2 separate regions of the Homo sapiens genome follow, and region 2 is linked to region 1. A link is an interaction called in ENCODE POLR2A ChIA-PET data of the cell type or tissue named here. Cell type or tissue: B cell. All regions are shown on one strand. Each heading gives the region's core, and the rest is flanking DNA. Links, peaks and the distances in the headings are about the cores only.

Region 1 (4,379 bases), core at 168-4,167:
AAAGAAAAAGAAAATTAGCCAGGCATGTTGGCACACACCTGTAGCCATAGCTACTAGGGAGGCTAAGGCAAGAGGATTGCTTGCACCCAGGAGTTGTGGCTGTAGTGAGCTATGATCATGCCACTGCACTCCAGCCTGGGCAACAGACTGAGACCCTATCTAAAATTAAAAATAAAAATAAAAATAAATTAAAAAGCCACTTCGACCTTGGTCATCTACTCTTCCAGCTAGTGGTACAAAGCTTGAGGGTCACAGCCAAGGACCACGGTCAGAAACACATTCTCCTGGACAGCCTGACTGAGGTCTCGAAGTGCGGGAGCCCCTTCCTGCTTCAGCCACCACAGAGGACCTACTGCCAAGTATCTTCCAGGGAAGGGAGGGGAAACACACCAAATTCTGGCATGGCAGGTCCAGTGCCAGGAAAGGGGTGAGATTCTTCTATTCCTTCTAACCAGAATGGGCACCTTCCCTTCCCACATCTTGAATAGCCTCTAACTTCCCCCTACGTGGGTAAAACACAGCATCATTTAGTTCACATGGGTTACTCATGACTACATTTATCTATACAAGTGTGAGGTGCAACTGTCACCATCACTCCACAGACCGTGAAATGAAGGCTCAGGGAGGCAAGATGACTGACTGCCTGGGACACCCAGTGGAAGTCGGCTGGCTAGAGGTAGGGCAGGAGAGCAGTATTGGGTGAAGGTGGCCTTCCCCAGCCCTCCAGGACACCCTCCCATCCCCCACCCCCTATGCTGCTCTAGTAACTCCACGTGGGCCTATGACTTCAGTGGCTGGGAAAGTGCCACGGCACGCTCAGGACAAAGTGGGAAGTAAGTCGGGGCGCCCCGGCTGGTGGCAAGTCCTTGACTCAGCTTGTCTGGGAAGAAGGCACCTGGCTGGACCAGAAGCAGCCCTGCCTATGCTTGAAAGCCGCTCCCTTTCTCTGTGATAGCACACCCTCTTGAGGAGCTGCCAAGAGATGGCTCAGCAGGAATGATAATATCACCTTTCACCCAGTGAGCAAGCTCAGCACTGTTCAGCACGTCTTCTTGGCCAGACTTGCCAGCTGGCCAAAAAGCTGGATAGCTGACCTGGGCTGGGGCAAGCCCTCCCTTGCCATGGAGCTATCCCAGACCATTGGAGAGCTGGTGGTCACCAACTTGCCCAGCAGGACACCAGAACCAGGGAGTGAGGGCTGCAGCATTGAACAGGAAATAGGACAAAGGCTGCCCAGCTCTGGACGCAGACCTCAGGGCATCTTACCATCCTAGCTTGCACAGCCATGGAAACACTCACATACCATGGCAGCCACAGGCACTCCTAGGCAGGTATGAACCCTAGGACTGAAGAGGAGGGTGGAACTCTGCTCTGGGCAAAGACTGCACCCTCTGTTCAGACCCAATTCACTGAAGAATTTGAGGACCACTCACTGTCTCTCCCTGCAGACATGTGCAGCTGATCAGAGTCCCACAGAGTTCCAGGGTTGTGCCAAAGAGATAAGGCAAGTGAACTCTTCATTTTCTTTTATAGGGATATGCCCTTGGCACTACCATCAACCTCTCAATGAGAAGAAACTGGTTTAGAAAAGGCCATTCCCAGCCTGGGCAACATAGGGAGACCTCATCTCTATTAAAAAAATAAAAAATTAGCTGAGTGTTGTGGCACATGCCTGTAGTCCCAACTACTTGGGAGGCTGAAGCAGGAGGATCACTTGAGCCCAGGAGGTCAAGACTGCAGTGAGTCATGATTATGCCACTATGCTCACACCTGGGCAACAGAGCAAGACCCCATCTCAAAAAAAAAAAAAAAAAGCTATTCCCTAAGTAGAGGGTTATGCTTAAAGCATTCTGGAATTAGCAAGAGAAAAGTTTTAGAAATTATTTCGACTGATGAGTCAAATCAGGTGAGAAATTTCTCAATTGCTCCTCTTGGCTGTGGCTGCTCCTGAGCCAACCTATAGGCACATATGCCTTTGATGATGCAGAACCCACAGTCCACGTGCATATGCCTCTGTATGTGCAGCGTGTGAGAAAAAGAAAGATATATATCATGTGTTCGGGGTTCCAACAGCATCCTGGATCTAGAAGGTTCTTGCTATGACCTGCAAACCTCTGGAAGCTTTAGGAGATGGTAGGGGTATGCCCCCCAGCATCCTCTCTTAGCATTGCAGCTGGGGAGACCGAATAAAGCAGTGAGCTAGTGCAGCTACACTACATGAGCTAAAAAGAAAAGGAGAGGAACAGCAAGCACAGCTGGCAGCTGGGGGCTCACACAAAGTGCTCTCTGCAGGAGTGTGGTAGACAGTGAGAAATGCTTGTTTTGAAAAAGTACAGAGACGTACGTATCTGATGTATTTCTGCATGACCTCCTCCAGGGGCCGCAGACCCTCCTTGAGGAAGATAGATGGGTTCCACATGGCTGCTCGGGCCACCATCACGGAAGAGGCTGCCGTGGCTTGTCGAAAGTCCTCTATGTCCGAATACTGTTGGATGTGGTCATGAGATCCTCCGCTAAAAAGCAACCAGAGGGTTAGGGGTGTCCCCATCACGGAACCTATCAGCATTTTCAGAAAAAGTCAGCTCTCAGATCTGCCACTGATTAACAATGTGAATTTGGCCAAGTCCCTTCAGCTATCAGAGCTTCAGTAAAGTGGATATTAGAATCCATATCCCATTATGAAGTTAGGAGCACTAACTGAGATAATACATGTAGAGTGCCTGGCACTTAATAGGTAATCCAGGAAATTTACTTTCCTTGCCCCTAATCTAAAACAGTGGCTACAGCCAGCCCACATCTGGAGACATGGGTCCATAACTGGGCTACTGGGGCTACAGGAAAACCCCCAAGCTGAATGGGCCACTTATATGTTCACTGAGGGCTAAGTCAAAACCCTGGCGAGAGGAACAGACACCCTAGTGATGACAAGAGGAAGGAAGGAGGCCCAGTTAGGTCATACTTTCCCCTCCCTGCAGCCTGCTGCTCCAAGGACCCCCTGCTCTGTCTCTGTACATTTCATCAGGAGTCAGTCGGCAGCCTCAGTCCTGAGACAGGCATGCAGAGGGGAGGGTCTCAGGTGGCAGCAGAAGGAACAGGTCTGGGGTCTTGTGGAAAGCCCTGCCCTTTTCAAGCCACCCCTAAAACTTTTCACTCTAGGGAAGGCTGGGCCTGGCTACCACCCAGCCCTTAGCTCTGTGGGACACAGAGTACATGATGAAGACAGGAGGCTTACTTGGCTATGACAGGAATGGAGAGGGTATCAGCAATGGCTTTGATGACTTCACAGCTGACAGGATGCTGAGGTCGCTCCTCCCGCTTCCTTGGAGATAGAAAGATGGGGCTGAGGGCTAAGCACCAAAAGCCACGACACCACTCACACAGGGTTACCTCAGCCAAACCTTACTGTCCTCCCCACTGAACCTCAGGAAGGTCAGGTGGCCATATGGCAATCAAGGACAGGTGGCAGGAAATGGCTCTCCCTGCCCTCTGGAGAACTGTGAGGGGCAGGGGCAGCACAGATCCATGCTGAGACGGCAAGTCCAGCTCTTGGAGGCCTGCAGGGGAGGCCTGGCTGCAGGGGGGCATGGTGGGTGGCCTGGCTCCCAAGGTCATGTTGCTTTTCCCTAGCTTCCTTTTGCCTCTGCCAGAGATGAGGGACAGGGCCATAAGAGTGCTGCCCCTACTGTCCCAGTCCTGCCCTCTCCAAGGGACTGGGAACAGCTGCTGCTGCTCAGACTGGCCACTCCCACACAGCTGCCAATGCCAAAGCCAAGTTGCACAGCTGATCCTAGGGAGAGGCACCTGACACAGGGTAGGCCCCGCACCCAGGAAAGGCACGGACCATGGCTGCCACACCACGGCACAAGGGAGGCAGGACCACAACCTGGGGCCCCTCCTTCCAAAGTCAACTGCAAGTTCTTGTGCATGAGTTTTAGGGCTGCTGACGTGAGGCCTGACCTGAGCTGTGCTCAGCAACAAAGCAAGCAAGACGGTCGACCAGATAGCCCTTGTCCAGCTCTTGTCTGAGTATGTCCCCTCTGCTATACTCTTGTTCTTTTATTTTTGATATGGTGTTTCATTCTTGTTGCCCAGGCTGGAGTGCAATGGTGCAATCTCGGCTCACTGCAACCTCCACCTCCTGGGTTCAGGCAATTCTACCTCAGCCTCCCAGGTAGCTGGGATTACAGGCATGAGCTACCATGCCTAGCTAATTTTGTATTTTTTTTAGTAGAAACAGGGTTTTACCATGTTGGTCAGGCTGGTCTTGAACTCCTGACCTCATGTGATCCACCCGCCTCGGCCTCCTAAAGTGGTGGGATTCTAGGCGTTAGCCACCGCGCCCGGGCCCCTCTACTATACTCTTCAACAAAAGGGTCGAG
Region 2 (4,346 bases), core at 1-4,000, 130 kb after region 1:
CAGCAGGAGGAGTACTACCGCAAGCTCGCAGGGCTGGTGGAGGAGATGCACGCTGCCTATGGGAAGCCTGTCTTCCTCATTGGCCACAGCCTCGGCTGTCTACACTTGCTCTATTTCCTGCTGCGCCAGCCCCAGGCCTGGAAGGACCGCTTTATTGATGGCTTCATCTCTCTTGGGGCTCCCTGGGGTGGCTCCATCAAGCCCATGCTGGTCTTGGCCTCAGGTGAGAAGGCCTCGAACACTTAGGTCCAGCGATGGGTGAGACCAAGCTGATCCTGGGCCTGCCTTCATTGCGGCTCCTGCTCACAGTGGCCTCTAGGGGTGCTATCTACCACTCCTGGGCTGGCATGCTTGCTGTCACTGGCCCCCAGAGCAGTGACCCTGGCCTGAGCAATTAGGGTGGCTCCTTCCAGAGTCTGTGTCAGTGATGGCAAAGGGGCAGTGAACACAGAAAGTGAATCCCAGCTATCTGCTCCCAGGGTTTGTTCTTGTAGCCCCAGAGCCTGCCTGCCCAGCCCTTGCCTGCCTTCCACTTGCTCGCAGGAGTGCCTTTGCCCAGGGATGTGCTTCACTGAGGATGGATCTGCCAGAGCTAGGGCCAGACCCCCCGAGGCCCCACCTGCTCTTCCCTAGGGAGTGGCACCAGGGCCCAGCACTGACACAGCTACCACCTACTCCCCACCCCCTGTACCCTGGGAGCTGGTCTGGAGAGAGAAACACAGTCTGGACAAGAGAAACGCTCATCAGACACCACCAATAAACATCAAACAGACACCATCTTGTTTCCCCCTTTCTGGAGCACAACTCTGTGGCCCCCATTGCTGCATAAGCCACACAAGGAGCAGAAAGACACATGCCCGAGGGAGGACAGCCAGCACCGCCCCCACCATCCCCACACATCCTGGGCCTCACCCACCATCCCCACACACCCTGGTCCTCAGGAAGCCCCGCCTACTTTTTTTTTTCTTTTTCAGACAGGGTCATTCTGTCGCCCAGGCTGGAGTGCAGTGGCGTGATCATAGCCGCAGTCTCAATCTCCCTGGCCCAAGCAATCCTCCTGCCTCAGCCTCCTGGTTAGCTGAGACTATAGGCACACAACACCACACCTAATTTATTTTTGTTTTTTAGTAGAGATGAGGTCTTGCTATGTTGCCCAGGCTGGTCTCAAACTCTTCACCTTAAGTGATCTTCCTGCCTCAGCCTCCCGAAGTGCTGGGATTACAGGCGTGAGCTACTGTGCTGGGCCTTTTAAAAAATGTTTATTTGTTTATTTATGTATTTTGAGATGGAGTCTCGCTCTGTTTCCCAGGCTGGAGTGCAGTAGTGCAATCTCCACTCACTGCAACCTCCATCTCCCCAGTTCAAGTGATTCTTCTGCCTCAGCCTCCCTAGTAGCTAGGATCACAGGCATGTGCCACCACGCCTGGCTAATTTTTATATTTTTAGTAGAGATTAGGTTTCCCCATGTTGGCCAGGCTGGTCTCGAACTCCTGACCTTAAGTCATCTGCCTGCCTCGGCCTCCCAAAGTGCTAGGATTACAGGTGTGAGCCACCGTACCCGGCCCTATTTATTTATTTTTTAAGCTGGAATCTCACTGTGTCACCCAGGCTACAGTGCAGTGGTGCGATCATAGTTTACTGTAACCTCAAATTCCTAGGCTCAAGCAATCTTCCTGCCTTTGCCTCCTGAGTAGCTAGGACTAGAGGTGCACTCCACTAAGCCCAGCTGATTTTTTTTTTTTTTTTTTTTGTAGAGACAGGGTCTCACTGCATTGCCTAGTCTGGTCACGGACTCCTGGCCTCAAGTGATCCTCCTGCCTCAGCCTCCCAAAGTGTTGGGATTACAGGGGTGAGCCATGGTGCCTGTCCCTGCCATCCTTTTGAAGCCCTACAGCTCCACCCAACAGAGGTCTTATCAGGGCTTCTCATTGAGTAAGCTGACACTGAGCATCATTGAATATCAGGCCTGCTCAAGCCTGTGGCTTAGAGTCTGTGTCTAGATTGGGCAGGGACAAGATTGAGCATCTGGCTGAGCCTACACTCAGCAGGTTGTGGGCCAGGGGTAGCCAGGCCTGGCTCCCTGTCCCACCTTGCTCCATATCCACAGGTGACAACCAGGGCATCCCCATCATGTCCAGCATCAAGCTGAAAGAGGAGCAGCGCATAACCACCACCTCCCCCTGGATGTTTCCCTCTCGCATGGCGTGGCCTGAGGACCACGTGTTCATTTCCACACCCAGCTTCAACTACACAGGCCGTGACTTCCAACGCTTCTTTGCAGACCTGCACTTTGAGGAAGGCTGGTACATGTGGCTGCAGTCACGTGACCTCCTGGCAGGACTCCCAGCACCTGGTGTGGAAGTATACTGTCTTTACGGCGTGGGCCTGCCCACGCCCCGCACCTACATCTACGACCACGGCTTCCCCTACACGGACCCTGTGGGTGTGCTCTATGAGGATGGTGATGACACGGTGGCGACCCGCAGCACCGAGCTCTGTGGCCTGTGGCAGGGCCGCCAGCCACAGCCTGTGCACCTGCTGCCCCTGCACGGGATACAGCATCTCAACATGGTCTTCAGCAACCTGACCCTGGAGCACATCAATGCCATCCTGCTGGGTGCCTACCGCCAGGGTCCCCCTGCATCCCCGACTGCCAGCCCAGAGCCCCCGCCTCCTGAATAAAGACCTTCCTTTGCTACCGTAAGCCCTGATGGCTATGTTTCAGGTTGAAGGGAGGCACTAGAGTCCCACACTAGGTTTCACTCCTCACCAGCCACAGGCTCAGTGCTGTGTGCAGTGAGGCAAGATGGGCTCTGCTGAGGCCTGGGACTGAGCTGGGCACCCTAGATGTACAGCTGCCCACTCTCCTGGTCGAGCTGTTGAGGCAGTGTGCACCGTGCCTGCCTCTGTGCTGGGCGCGGGGACTGGAGCTGGCTCCACCCACAGCCCTGTCAGAGGAGCACGGGGCGGTGGGGGGGCGGTGACAATTTGAGCTGTCTCTCCCAGCTCCCAAAAGGGCAGGTGAGACGACCTTTTGAGTGCTGGGTGAATGACAGGGCCACAAGTGTTTAGAGGCCGGGCACGGTGGCTCACGCCTGTAATCCTGGCACTTTGGGAGACCGAGGCAGGCGGATCACCTGAACTCAGGAGTTTGAGACCAGCCAGGCCAACATGGCAGAAACCCCCGTCTCTACTAAAATACAAAATATTTGCCAGGCGTGGTGGCATGCATCTGTCGTCCCAGCTACTCAGGAGGCTGAGGCACGAGAATCATTTGAACCTGGGAGGTGGAGGTCACTGTGAGCCGAGATCACGTCGTTGCACTCCAGACTGGGCGGCAGAATGAGACTGTCTCAAAAAAAAAGAGACTGGGTCTCAAAAAAAAAAAAAAAAAAAAAAGTTAGAATTAAAATCTGGGAGTGACAACCATTAATCAGATCATTTCACTAATGGAAGTTTAATTACTAATGAAGCTAAATGCTCTGAGAAAAGCTTAGGAAGCACAAGAGGCTGAGCCTTTCAGGTCAGCAAAGACTTCCCAGAGGAGGCAGTGCCTACACTGAGGTCAGAGTGACAAGAAGAGTAATGGACCACTGTAAAGACTTGGGTTCGGCCGGGCGCGGTGGCTCACGCCTGTAATCCCAGCACTTTGGGAGGCCGAGGCGGGTGGATCATGAGGTCAGGAGATCGAGACCATCCTGGCTAACAAGGTGAAACCCCGTCTCTACTAAAAATACAGAAAATTAGCCGGGCGCGGTGGCGGGCGCCTGTGGTCCCAGCTACTCGGGAGGCTGAGGCAGGAGAATGGCGTGAACCCGGGAAGCGGAGCTTGCAGTGAGCCGAGATTGCGCCACTGCAGTCCGCAGTCCGGCCTGGGCGACAGAGCGAGACTCCGTCTCAAAAAAAAAAAAAGACTTGGGTTTGACTTGATTGAGCCCAGGAGTTCGAGACAAGCCTGGGCAATATAGTGAGACCTCATCTCTACAAAAATTTTAAAAATTAGCCTGGTGCGGTGGCTCATGCCTGTAATCCCAGCACTCTGGGAGGCCGAGGTGGGCGGATCACTTGAGGTCAGAAGTTTGAGACCACCCTGACCAACATGGAGAAACCCCGTCTCTACTAAAAATACAAAATTAGCCGGGCATGGTGGCGCATGCCTGTAATCCCAGCTACTCGGGAGGCTGAGGCAGGAGAATTGTTTGAACCTGGGAGGTGGACGTTGCGGTGAGCCAAGATCACACTATTGCACTCCAGCCTGGGCAACAAGAGCAAAACTCCGTCTCAAAAAAAAAAATTTATTTTTAAATTAGCCAGGTGTAGCCACAGCTGTAGTCAAATCTACTAGG

Evidence for each region. Peaks named below come from ENCODE experiments on the same cell type or tissue, not always from the same donor. Only the 100,000 strongest peaks of a DNase experiment are listed, where the experiment ranks them.
Region 2: POLR2A ChIA-PET joins it to region 1 with 10 read pairs; 19 of 35 experiments call an interaction of 5 or more read pairs at or near these places.

What each region holds. Positions count from the first base shown.
Region 1 is chr16:68,069,074-68,073,452 of GRCh38, reverse strand. DUS2 (dihydrouridine synthase 2) reads right to left here. Exons shown (of 17, transcript NM_017803.5): 11 at 3,233-3,319; 12 at 2,345-2,513. Among named protein-coding and RNA genes, the nearest start is that of NFATC3, 14 kb to the left of the region's middle. In B cell, for the core only: no CTCF peak of the experiment used is centred there; DNase peaks (open chromatin) are centred at 545, 2,282 and 2,872; H3K4me3 peaks cover 592 bases; H3K27ac peaks cover 2,281 bases.
Region 2 is chr16:67,938,240-67,942,585 of GRCh38, reverse strand. It overlaps LCAT (lecithin-cholesterol acyltransferase), which reads left to right. Exons shown (of 6, transcript NM_000229.2): 5 at 1-223; 6 at 2,108-2,836. The coding sequence ends at 2,682. Among named protein-coding and RNA genes, the nearest start is that of PSMB10, 3.6 kb to the right of the region's middle. RefSeq lists enhancers at 1-234, 218-267, 2,355-2,404, 2,193-2,802. In B cell, for the core only: CTCF peaks have their summits at 112 and 311; DNase peaks (open chromatin) are centred at 315, 545 and 2,325; H3K27ac peaks cover 1,060 bases.